Linked DNA regions of Mus musculus: region 2 is linked to region 1. A link is a contact called in ENCODE Hi-C or POLR2A ChIA-PET data. All regions are on one chromosome and are shown on one strand. The core of a region is the stretch at or near the end of the contact, and the rest is flanking DNA. Distances in the headings are between cores, read along the strand shown. Region 1 holds the start of Hoxa9 (homeobox A9). Region 2 holds the start of Hoxa2 (homeobox A2).

Evidence for each region. A loop is a pair of places that touch in the nucleus more often than their neighbours do. ChIA-PET counts read pairs that join two places held with the same protein, here RNA polymerase II (POLR2A).
Region 2: a loop to region 1 is called in a map of ES-E14, with 2.4 times the contacts of the local background. The contact joins the promoter of Hoxa2 here to the promoter of Hoxa9 in region 1. A Hi-C loop is called at or near these places in 4 of 37 maps with a recorded cell type or tissue (ES-E14, Patski and gastrocnemius). POLR2A ChIA-PET finds 5 or more read pairs at or near these places in 3 of 5 experiments (Patski and embryonic stem cell).

Annotation. Positions count from the first base shown.
Region 1 is chr6:52,225,347-52,229,095 of GRCm38, forward strand. It overlaps Hoxa9 (homeobox A9), which reads right to left and starts at 2,024. Exons shown (of 2, transcript NM_010456.3): 1 at 182-2,024. The coding sequence starts at 758. Gm52902 (a long non-coding RNA gene) reads left to right here and starts at 2,158. Exons shown (of 2, transcript XR_003956434.1): 1 at 2,158-3,749.
Region 2 is chr6:52,163,340-52,166,772 of GRCm38, forward strand. Hoxa2 (homeobox A2) reads right to left here and starts at 1,492. Exons shown (of 2, transcript NM_010451.2): 1 at 927-1,492; 2 at 1-286. The coding sequence starts at 1,305. It overlaps Hoxaas2 (Hoxa cluster antisense RNA 2), which reads left to right and starts at 2,335. Exons shown (of 3, transcript NR_131182.1): 1 at 2,335-2,648.

The DNA.
Region 1 (3,749 bases), core at 774-3,273:
CAGTTCTCTGGACTTGGGGCCCCTATCAGAGGTGTTCCAAACACCAACTTCTGGTTCTCGGACCCTAGATCCAGAGGCACCCATCGAGGACGAAGGCAGGCTCCAGAGAAAGCTGACGCGCTGGTAGATCCTGGTGGCCTGCGTGGAGGCAGCGGCCGGTTTGCAGGAAGGAGACACTTACTGGGATCGATGGGGGGCTTGTCTCCGCCGCTCTCATTCTCGGCATTGTTTTCGGAGAAGGCGCCTTCGCTGGGTTGTTTTTCTCTATCAACTGGAGGAGAACCACAAGCATAGTCAGTCAGGGACAAAGTGTGAGTGTCAAGCGTGGGACAGTCACCCCTTCTGGCCGAGAGCGGTTCAGGTTTAATGCCATAAGGCCGGCTGGAGGGTAAGCCCGCGAAGGAGAGCGCACCGGGCGTGGGTTCCAGCCAGGAGCGCATATACCTGCCGTCCGGCGCCGCCGCCGCCACGGGCGCCTGGGGATGCACGTAGGGGTGGTGGTGGTGATGATACACTGCAGCAGGCACCGCATTGGCGCCCGCCGCGTGCACTGGGTTCCACGAGGCACCAAACACCGCCGCCTTGGACTGGAAGCTGCAAGGACTGAAGTCGGGGTGTTCGGCCAGAGCTGCCGCCTGCCTTGGGGGTTGACCCAGGGTCCCTGGAGCGTAGCGTCCCGCACCCAGCTCATCAGCAGCGTCGGCGCCCAGCAGGAAGGAGTCCACATAGTAGTTGCCCAGGGCCCCGGTGGTGGCCATTGCAGTAGCCCGCGCCTGGCCGGCCCAGCCCGACCCGCCGAAATTATGAAACTGCAGATTTCATGTAACAACTTGGTGGCACCAGGGGGGGGTGAAGTACAGTCACCTAATAAGTTGCCGGCGCCCGCGCCCCCATTGGCCACGCGCGTCACGTGTCCGCCCGGCAGAACAATAACGCGTAAATCACTCCGCACGCTATTAATGGCCCGGTGTTTTGCAGTCATAATTTTTATAGCAAAAGCCATATGTTTTTATGCAAAGGGATCGCGCAGCTCCACGATCTGGTTTGTTTTAATTGTGGCCAACGAAGATTAAAAGATCAAATCTGGCCTTGCCTCTGTACTCTCCCTTGCCACCCCCCCAACACACACACATACCAGACACACACACTTCTTAAGCGGACTATTTTATATCACAATTAATCACGCCATCAGGAAGGCGCGGGTCCCGCGTGTGAGCACGGCCAGCAGAGCCCCTCACATAAAATTAGACAATAATTGAAGCCATAAAAAAGCAGCCAAATCGCATTCTCACTCTACTGTATTTAAATCTATATTTATGATATTTCATAAGGAGTTATTGTTTCGGAAGCCACACAGGCTGGTGGAAAGTCAGGAGCGACCAACAGATTCGTTTGCCTCGCTGTGGCTCCCTGTAAAAATTTATGAGGACTTGGAAAGGTTAAATTAGACTGTTGTGTTTGGTTGGTGAATACCCTGTAAATAATCCTTGCAGTCCTCAGAGATGTGAGCCCCCCGCCCGCGCGCGCCCCCAGGGCCGGCCTAGAAAAGTCAAATACAAGGCTCTCTCCACCTCAAACAGAGTGACCACCGCCCCTGTCGCGACGCACCGTCGATGATACAACCACCTAAAATGGGCTACCGACCCTAGTCAGACTGGAAAGCCAGCCAGGCGCTTGCACATCGGCCAGATCACCCTTGCTCCACAGGGAAGGCCCCACAGAGCAACCAGAGCAACCGCCAAGGAGAGAACTGCCAACCCTCAAGGGTTTGTGTCACAAACGCCCTGATTGTGTCACAAGCGCCCTGGCCCACTTCTTTGAGCACAAACTGCCCAGCGAATTTTATTCCCTAGCCAGCGGGTTCTAAGCTCCATCATCTGTATGCCTAGTCCCGCTCCCCAGACTGGAGATGGGGAAAATCGCCAGTCAACATCAAGAGGTGTTTGTCTTGCTGAGGGGTCACCTCGCCTAGTTTCTGGGCCCTGTATGAACCGCTCTGGTATCCTTCCCTCTTCTGTTTTTTCCTCCTATTCCTCTATCACCCCACTTTTTTTCCCCTTCCTTCCCATTCCCCTTTTCCTTCTTTTGTTACTCCCCTCCCTCCCTTCCTCTCTTTCCCCCCCGCCCCCATCTCCAGCGCCCCTGCCTTGGTTATCCTTGAAACAGAACAACAGAGATCCCATAGTCAAACTACAGCTCAAGTCCAGTGCTACAAATTAACCCGGGAGGAACACTGGACATTGACTTTAATCTCATCCTTTGGTCAAATGGAGGATGTTATTTTTCACCCCTTAGAATCTTTGGGAATAAGAGAAAAAAAGTGAGAAGGCCACAGCCACTGTTGTTAATGGGAGGGGCGGTGGCCCCATCCCAATCTGGAACACAAAGCAACAGCTCTTAGAAACTGTGTAATTAAATTCACGTGTGAATTTTGTGCCTTCCAAGAGTATGTTTCTCATTACTTCACTATCCACAAAAATGCTGACCCGAGACATTTCCATCTTTGTTTTTGCTTTCTTCCTCAGAAATAGTTCAAGGAGACACTTTCCAACGCTCTGACAGATTCCCCCAAATATTAGGCTCTCCACCAGAGAGGGGCTGGGAAGCTCCCGGGATCCACACCCCCTCGCTTGTCGGCAGGAAGAAGAAAGTGGTCAGCGCCAGGAACTGGATGTGGCCTGTCCTGACTGCCTCAGTCCCCTCCCCCTAATATTTTTCCTTTCCCTGCAAATTCCTCCAAGACACACACACCCCCAACACAACCCAAGGTGTTCTAAATATCCGGTAGTCCTCTGAGGTTCAGGTTTTCATTAAAGCAATAACCCAGGAGTATAACTCTGCTCTTAATTGTAATAGTAAATGGTAGAGTATTCCTGGCTGACTTTTTCATTTTTTGTATTCAGAGAAGATATGTATCATCACCATCATCATTAATATCATTAATATTTATTAATTTAAAATACTTTTAAAACTTTAGTCTCAAAACAGAAAAATTACAAAGAATTAGGTACTGAGTATTAAGCAGCTGTTTACATGTGGCCCAAAAGGGGGAAAATTCATAAAAGGAGATATTGTCCTTGTGAGTCTAGAAACATGATCCTAAAGTATACAGGTTTTTATTTCTGCTTTCTTTTGGATGAGTTGTATACACATCTAGAAATAATAAATGGATGCAACCACACAACACCTCATGCTCAACTGAGAATCTTCCAAAAACGTTGGTCTTTGAAATAAGCCCAGTACCCGGATGCAGAAAATGGCAGAGAAGAGTTGGAGGGAGCCTGGAGTACTGGTCACTCAGATAACAGGTTGTTGGCTGAGCAACGAAAACAATTCCCGGGCATCAGCCTGAGCCGGGAAGGGAAACAGAGTTCTGTGGTCTCAGGCAGTGCCTGTGTTGTTGGGGGTGGGGAGAGGGTGGTTTGTTTCAGGTTTCTGTATTAAGAGTCGTTAGGCTGGTTTTCTTAGATTACAATTTAGTACCAGTGCCCCAGTTTGTGCCCTCCCTGATCTTGAATTTGGGATTGTTTTCACTCATTTAAAATATATTGGACCTGGGAAGGTCTCCCTTCTCAAACCCTCAGTTGCACAAGGCAGGACATTTTCTGAATCTAAAATGGCTAGCAAGCCAGCGAGCAGTCAAGCCTTGGACCCGGTGAGGCTCTCTCATCACGGTCAAAGCCCGAGTTAGGACCCGTAAAGCTGGCAGAGTCGGTCAGAAGCTTCCCGCTGAAGCGTTCTCAGTAGTC
Region 2 (3,433 bases), core at 242-2,741, 63 kb before region 1:
TCTTCCTCCACTTTGTCCGAGTCCTCCAGGTTTTTAAATTTCCCTTCGCTGTTTTGGTTCTCCTTGCACTGGGTTTGCCTCTTATGCTTCATTCTCCGGTTCTGAAACCACACTTTCACTTGTCTCTCGGTCAAATCCAGCAGCGCGGCGATTTCCACCCTGCGGGGTCTGCAAAGGTACTTGTTGAAATGAAATTCCTTTTCCAGCTCCAAAAGCTGAGTGTTGGTGTACGCGGTTCTCAGACGCCTGGATCCCCCGCCGCTGCCATCAGCTATTTCCAGGGATTCTGCAGAAAGGGAAACCAACAAGAGACACACATACAGTTGAAGGTGGAAGGGTCCGAGCAGGGTTATTCCATTGGAGCATAAATACAGCAGAAAAGATCAACTGCAACAAAATGGCCGCCCCTGGATGCAGTGCAGCTATTGTGCTGCCCTTCCTGGGAGCCCAGCCCGGGGAAGCCCAGTCTCTTCCACCTCCATCAAATTCCTGCCTGTGGCTTCCCCCAACCTCTTCATCCGGGAGCAAACTTTATATTAGCTACAACACAATTTATAATTAATGCATCAGCTGCTTAGCTGAGCAAGAGCGGTCTATCACTCTTCATTACTGTCAAAAAGCCAAACTCTAGGACAACTAGACAAGAGGAGGTCAGTTCCAACTCAAATAAATCATCCTACATTACACAAGTTAGGGAAAGTGCCCCCCCTCCTCAAAATATATATGTCTCATTGTGGGACTCGGGATCTATTTTCCCCTCCACCAAACCCACTCCTGAGACCACAGGGGCATGAGACCCGCCACCAGGCATCTCTCTCTCTCCCCCTTCCCTCGAAGCTCATGGTCCCCTCCCCCACAACCGCTCCTAGGGAAGCCCGGAGGGGGACAAGGGTCCCCGAGACCTGGGGCCAAGTCTCCGGACTGACCTTTGTGGCCGAGGCAGGCAGGGCCCGTGGAGGCGGCGGCGGGCGGCAGCGCGGTTTTCTTGGCCGCCTTCTTCTCCTTCATCCAGGGATACTCAGGCGGCTGCAGGGCGCCGGCAGGCACCGGGCTGCCGCGACTGCCCGCGGGGCTCGACTTGGGGCGGCCGCCAACGCCAGCGCCGTGGCGAGGGTGACTGCCCGGGTTCAGGCTGGGAATGGTCTGCTCAAAAGGAGGAGGAATCAGTGTCGAGTGTGAAAGCGTCGAGGTCTTGATTGATGAACTTTGAAATGTATCAGCGACAGGGGGAAAAGATGTCAGGCACTCAGCGAGCGACGGCTGGCTATTGATAAAACCAATCTCTCGCTCAAATTCGTAATTCATGGCCTTCTCCTTGGAGCCCCCTCGGAGGAAAAGTTCCCTCTTTTGGAGGGGCTTTGGGGGGGCAAGGCCCAGGAAAAAGGCGAGCGCGAAGGAAAAAAAAATCTATCATAGAAGATCGCTGCTGGGGTGTTTTTTTTCTAATTCACTGATTACAGCCGTATGGGGACCGCGCTACTATTAAACTATTGAATTCATGGAGACAAGGTTGAAATTGGACCGAATTGGCTGTCACATGATTGCTTCTGCCCAATGACAATTTGGGCTTTAATCAAAAGAAGCCACTGTCTGTTTGATTGATCCAAAAAAGTCAGAAAGGAACGCCTCATTGGGGGCCATCGAGGCTTTATTTACACTTTTTTTCAGGGCAAAAATACATATATGTGGGTGTGGATGGCAATGCCCCGGGAGTGCGTGGGGGGCGAGAGTGCCTGTTTGCCTCCTGATCTGCAAGGATCTAGTGTGCTCCCTGGAGTGTGTGTGTGAGTGTGTGCGTGTGAGCCCTGCTGCCGTCCCGCCAGTGGCTGCCCTCTGCCTCCCCCGCACACTCCGCGCATTGTTTGGGACTGTCGGGAAGACGCCTCGCACCTCACAAATCATTTAAGCACCTCAGCCTGACGCCTGCAGTCATTAACAAAGTAATCCATTAATCTTCAAAGTTTTGACACCCCAGGGCCCTGCATCTCAGCCACATAAGTTCTGCTAAGGCAAGAGAAAGGAGCAGAGTGGGAGAGAGAGAGGAGAGAGGGAGAGAGGGAGAGAGGGAGAGAGAGAGAGAGAGAGAGAGAGAGAGAGAGAGAGAGAGAGAGAATGAATATTGGGGTTCACCTTTCCTCTTCCTCCTCTTTTTCCAAAATCAGTTCTCAGAACCGATTCATATTCATTCTTCTCTCTCTCTCTCTCCCTCTCTCTCTCCCTCTCTCTCCTCGCTCCCTCCCTCTCTCCTCTCCTTTCTCCTTTCCTTTTTTCCTCTCTCCTTCCCCCACCCCACTCTATCCTGTCCCCTTCTCCTCCCCCCCAGCCTCTCGCCTCCTCTTAATGTCCAGCCCGGGACCTGCGCCCCTGGCCCATTGTTAGCCGGCTTTTCCACGGCAGCTTTGCATCTGACTCCTGCGGGCAGCGGAAAACGAGAGGCGGCTCTCGAAGCCTGCTGATCTTCCTTCGCCATCAACTTCTCAGGAGTGGCTGGAGAAAGATAGATGCATGTGCCAAGAGAGACAGCAGCCCCAGGTCCTTGTGTCCAAATCCCCGTAGCCTGGGCGGCGGCCAGCCAAAACAATGCCGTCCCGAGCAGGCTCGTGCGGCTCCTGGCACTCTGGGTTTCATACCCGTAGGGCTCGGGTGCGGTGAGTATTTCCGACTTCCAGGAAGAGTGCTGGAACTTGTCAGCAGGGAGGGAAAGGACTCTTGTTTCTTGGTCCCTCTTTCCCTCCTACTCTTCTTCGAGTCCTTGTCACTCTGGTTGGGGACTGGTTGGTTCAGATGAAGCGAGTATTTCTTGGCAGCCTGAATTGCCTCCCACACCATCCTGCTCTTGGGCACCAGGGAGAATCGCACCCTGGTTATGTTGTGGGAACAGCACTGCAGAGGAGAGGGCATCTCAAGGAGGAGTTATATCCTTCTACTTCTCCTTTCATTCTCTTTCCTCCAGTTCTGAGGCAGGACTTCGGACTGAGTGCTGGACAGGGCTGAAGGATTCAAAAGACAACACCTTTAGATACCAAGCAAGAACTTAAAATAAAAAAATCACCATACCAGAAGAGAGAGAGAGAGAGAGAGAGAGAGAGAGAGAGAGAGAGATCTAATGAAGGTACCTTCTCTCCCTCAAACCCTAAGGATGGATGGAGATTCTGGGGTTGGTTTTTTTTTTTTTTTTCCTTTGAAATGGACCAAGTGATCAGAATGCCCCAGGCCGGCAGGCATCAGTGGCAGGAAAATAAATCATTCTGATGGCCAAGGAGAGAAAGGTTGGTGGGGGAGAAAATACTATGCAGAAAACAAGAAAGGCTGACCAAGGAGCAAGGGCAGAACTCCATCTCTGAGGCTAGCTAGCAGTTAGGGGGTTTGGCTCTAAAGTGGTCTCCAGCCTTGACCAGCTCTGAGCATTACCTTGCAGATAGAGATGCTATTT